2 separate regions of the Homo sapiens genome follow, and region 1 is linked to region 2. Evidence: chromatin loops called from intact Hi-C (ENCODE). Cell type or tissue: GM12878. All regions are shown on one strand. Region 1 overlaps PHYHIPL (phytanoyl-CoA 2-hydroxylase interacting protein like). Region 2 has its middle 69 kb from the start of CCEPR.

What was found. Hi-C counts contacts between places; a loop is a spot of excess contacts. Peaks named below come from ENCODE experiments on the same cell type or tissue, not always from the same donor. Only the 100,000 strongest peaks of a DNase experiment are listed, where the experiment ranks them.
Region 1: a loop joins it to region 2, with 2.3 times the contacts of the local background. A loop is called at or near these places in 5 of 110 quality-filtered maps.

The regions. Positions count from the first base shown.
Region 1 is chr10:59,180,834-59,183,333 of GRCh38, forward strand. The region is part of intron 1 of PHYHIPL (phytanoyl-CoA 2-hydroxylase interacting protein like); the gene reads left to right. Among named protein-coding and RNA genes, the nearest start is that of PHYHIPL, 5.4 kb to the left of the region's middle. In GM12878, a CTCF peak has its summit at 1,036; a DNase peak (open chromatin) is centred at 1,028.
Region 2 is chr10:59,105,828-59,108,327 of GRCh38, forward strand. No RefSeq gene overlaps it. Among named protein-coding and RNA genes, the nearest start is that of CCEPR, 69 kb to the right of the region's middle. In GM12878, no CTCF peak of the experiment used is centred here; DNase peaks (open chromatin) are centred at 904 and 1,434.

The DNA of each region.
Region 1 (2,500 bases), 75 kb after region 2:
ACAAATGCTTAATAGCACAGTGATGTTAGATAATCCGTAATGGCATTTTCTGAAGCAGACATCTAAGAGGAGTACCCATAACTGTTAACTTTAATAGTCTTTATTACAAGAATGTAAGGTAGTCATTACTCAGTCTCAGTGACATGCAGTGTAGCATAGTGATAATACCATTTTAGATCAGACCACCCCTGTTAGAATATTGGCTCTTGAAAGCCGTGTAACCTTAAATTACTTAACTTGTTTTAGCCTCAAGCTTTCTTATGTAAAGTGGGTATAATACCAATCCTGTAGGATTGTTTAAATAAGTAAAGCATTACTTTCATAGAATTTACCAGTGTTGATATTAATACAAAATAGACAGTAATAATTATTATTCTGAATGGAATATTGTCCACGTAACTTCTTGAATTGAACCACTGCTTTTTAAAATTTCTTTTTTGCCAGTGTCTAGGTCCTTGTCGTTTTTCTTAATTTCAGTTACATGTTATAGGAAATCACTTCAACTTCATGAGTAATTACTATAATCTGTAAATTCTGAATTTTAAAGAATAGTAAATTTTGAAATCACAATTATAGTACTCTTATCTTTTACTTCTCTTTTACCATCCTATCAGTAATATCTTTATCACCTTAGCCCTAAAAATTGTTTTCAGTTTCTAGTTCAAATCTGTCATTTGCTATTTTTCATGTGGCTTGTAACCTTGATGGTTGCTTTGTTTAGGTATTTGCCTTAGAGCCCTTCTCTGTTCTTAATTTACAATGTTTTTCTTTATTAACTTTTTCCAAGGATAGACATGTACTAGGACACGTAGCATGTAGATTAATTTCTTTGGCCCAAATATGACTATAGAGATATTAGTGAGTATGAAACAAAACAAAAATAAAATAAAAACTAAAAGAAACAAAAAATTTGGAAACCATCAGATTGTATTAAACCAATTCATATTCTTGGTAGGGTTCTAATTCATTCCCAGGGAAGACCAGGAAGTTACTAGAGCAAGTTACATCAAAGGATATGTGACCAGACTCCCTCCAGTGGTAGAATGACTGATGTGTTGTATGTTTAACGCTGGCAACTTACTTTGTTGCCTAGGTAGGCCCGGTCAGAAATTCACTCTCTATAGAATGCTATTTAGACAACATTCAAATTACTTGGTTTTATCTCTACTGATATTTCTTCCTAAATTAGGCCCAATGTTGCTTTTTCCTCTAACTTATGTGAGTATACTTTCCTGATTACTTTTATATTTCATCCTGGGCCTCGATAATAACAGCAGCTATGTCACTCATTGCAGCAAGCATAAATCCTTCTACTTTCTGGTTTTCCTTCTCTGCTTTTCTTTAGTAAATGCATAATATAAGTTTTGCCTTGTAGAATGTGCCTCCTTCTTGGATTTATTTTCCATTTCTGTTATATTGCTGTATGTGAATCTTTTTATCCTTTATTAATTAAATTCTATTTTTACTATAAAACCTATACCTCCTTTTTAAACTTTAAAATATTTCATTATTAGCATTATTATTATTGAGACGGAGTTTCGCTCTTTCACCCAGGCTGGAATGCAGTGGCGCAGTCTTGGCTCACTGCAACCTCCGCCTTCTGGTTTCACGTGACTCTCCTGCCTCAGCCTCCCAAGTAGCTAGGATTACAGGCACCCGCCACCACACCCAGCTAATTTTTGTGTTTTTAGTAGAGATGGGGTTTCACCATGTTGGCCAGGCTGGTCTTGAACTCCCGACCTCGTGATCTGCCCGCCTCGGCCTTCCAAAGTGCTGGGACAGTAGTTAAACCGTCCTTTGAGCAGACTATATTTTATATACATACATTTGAGAGTAAAATCAGTGTTTGGAGACAACTTAAATGTATAGAAGAATAGGACAGTCTGAGCAGAAAAAAATAGGTAGAAAGCTTCAGCATATTCTGTATATGTTAAGGGTAGGGACTGGAAATGGTATATAAGAAACCAAAAAAGAATCATGAGGAATTCATGATGATTGAAATTTCAGGCAACATGGAAAGTGATCAGGAGTAACTTCAGGATTTTAAGTCTGGGAAATCTGAAGAATCATTGACAGGAAAGGAGAAAAAGAGAAATAAAATAATTTTTAAACATCCTGATGACATTAATTTTTTACATCTCAGATTTTAGGAGCTGGTGAATATCCAAATATGTCCTAAGCACTTTTCTAGAGGCATATCTCTCTCATAGATATTGTTTTACCAGGATGATATTATATATACTGCTTTGTCATTATTGTTTCAGTGTGTTTCCCCATGAGATTACCCACTGATATTCTTTTGAGGCTTTTTTTTTTCTTCATTCTCACTCCTCAAAGGCTATACAAGGTCTGATGATAATACTGTGAGAATCAGTACAATATAAAACTAACCACTTAATAGTTTAGAGAGGATTGTGAAATAGTGATTTTTGAGCTATCTCCGTAAAGAGATTGTTGAATCTAAGGAGACATTTTTGAGAGATTAGTATAAAGCAAAAAG
Region 2 (2,500 bases):
TAGGGAACTTTTAAGATTTCCAAATAATTAGCACCTAAGAGAAGCCTATTCAACTTTCCCACCATGTTTATTTCTCTGCCCAGCTTTACAGAAGAACTTGTCTTAAAAGAGGGCATGGGGCAGTGGTCTATTAGAATCACCCAAGGAACATTTTGGGCATACAAATAAATGCCCAGGTTTTATTCATGTTCCACTTAATTAGAATCTTGAGAGATGAGGTTGGACATCAGTATCTTACAAAATAACCTCAGGTGAATGTAATGTGCAGTGAGGTTTGACAAACACCAACATAGAAGGAGATGTTCCACTGAACAAGAATCAACAGGCGGTGAACAAATACTCTGAGCATGACATTTAGCTAAGTACCATAGAGGATACAAAAACAACCACAACTTGTCTTTGTTCTTAAGGAATTTTCAACTTCGTATTGGAGAGACTTCCACCCAGAAAAATATAAATAGCCGAAAGTCTGTAAGGTGTGGGTACCTGAGTGAGTAAAACTAAAAGCTGCAGAAATTTAAAGGGGGAGAAGTCAATGAAGGCTGGAATGCCCAAGGGTTCCATGGCAGAAGAGGGAGGTAACTGAAGATTTAGAAGGATCAGAAGTCAATAAAGGCTGCTTTTACTTTTTCACATCAACTTGGGGACATGTTTTCAGGAGTATAGAGGGCTGCTTTCAGGAGTATAGGAGACACTCATATGCTTGTGGCCTGAATTTTCAAGACTCTACAAAAGCTTTCTGAATGCAATTTGTTGTTTACGTAAAGTTTCAATTCTCAGAACAGCTCTTACAGGTACTGCTATTATTTTCCATTTAAGAAACTGACACTTAGAAAGTTAAGTGATACCTTTAAACATGCTATGTCTGCAAGTGCACACTGGACTTGAGAAAACAAGCAGGCAACCTCTGAGGAACAGACATTCAGGCCAGTTGTCAACATTTCTCAGAAAAGTCAGTGCTCCCTTTTGCCATTTTTTGTCTCTTCCTAGGTCAGTGAGAAAGGATGAACTTCTCCATAAGTATCTGGACAAAGTTCTAATAGCCTAATCCCCAGTCCAGCAGCCTACAACCTCCTTTGCACAAAACATTGAAATCAATTCTTGAATATTTATGTGTTCCTCTTGGTGAGATCCTGGAATCTCATTTCTGCCCATTTTGACACAGTTTCTTCCCTATTGGCCCTAAGAGATTTACACAAAAAAACAAAAAGGCATTTGAATTAATGTGCATTTTGTCTCCTTTCAAGAGTATAATTTTTTTTTTTTTACCCAAGGAGTTTTAGGTATTTAGACTTTCACTTCTGAAAATCACATCTTTGCTACACTTGTCAAAAAAAACTCATTAACTTTCCCCAGTGGAAAAGTTAGAGGCATCACATGTTTATTTGAAGTCAAAGTTTTATTCTAACAGAGGACACTGCATACCATATGCTGGTTGGCTTGAGATCCTTTTTTGAGGGATCTGACTGAACATTGACCCCAATTACTTGCATTTTTGTGCTTCAGTGCTGCTGTTTCAGAACAAAAAGCAATAACTAAACCCTACAGAGAAGGCTTTATAAACTTTCCCAGTGAGTCTACAACTCATTTCTCTTTTTCTCATGGTCACCGAATTGATTTTTCCTTGTTGCTTGTACATGTTGTTCAATTATAGTGAATTGACAAAATCAGATGACAATCAACTGTCAGATAACTCAATGGAACTTGAGGGGAAAACACAAATTTTTAAGCCTTCTCCATTTTCACATCTCGGCCTTTGGCTTTCTTATTAGGAGAGCTCATCACCATTTTTAGGTTGTTCTATTAGGTTGTTTTGATTTTGCCATTTGTGAGAACATATCAGTTGCCACCATTAAGAGTAATATGTAAATTGGTTCAATATTCTATTTTAGGCTACCTCTAAACCATAAATGGAATAATTGTTTTTTTCAGGGATCCTTTGGAATTGATCTTGAAATCAGGCCATTAAAAAAAGAAAAAACCATGGGTCCTAGATAGTGGATCAATGTGACTTTTAGGAATCCATTTAAAATTTAAAATAGGAGGCCTAAATTGACTCTAGGAGGAAAGTCTCAAGAAAAAAGAATGGAAATGAGAAATTATCTGACAGGTTATATTTGTGGACAATTCTATTGAAATGCTGGCAGCTATAGAATGTAGAAAGACGTAGGTGTAAATACAGAGAAAACCAGTTCTTTAAAAAGACGTAATAACTTTAGGAAAAACAAAAAAAAAAATACACATTCAAGAAAGAAAGTAAAATTATAGACCATGACTTAGCCCAGCGGTGAATCATATTGACATAGTTAAATAACATTAAATATAAAGTTATATAGAAACATGGAGATAGATACTAGAAGAAACAGATATTTGAAAGTAGTTGCTTGAAAGAGTAGATTTAATGTTGCTGGGGATATGGGGGCAACTGTTCTTTTTTAGTGTAAGCTACTTAGTACTTTTCAAATACCATACCTGTATGGTTTTGATAAAAATAAAAATT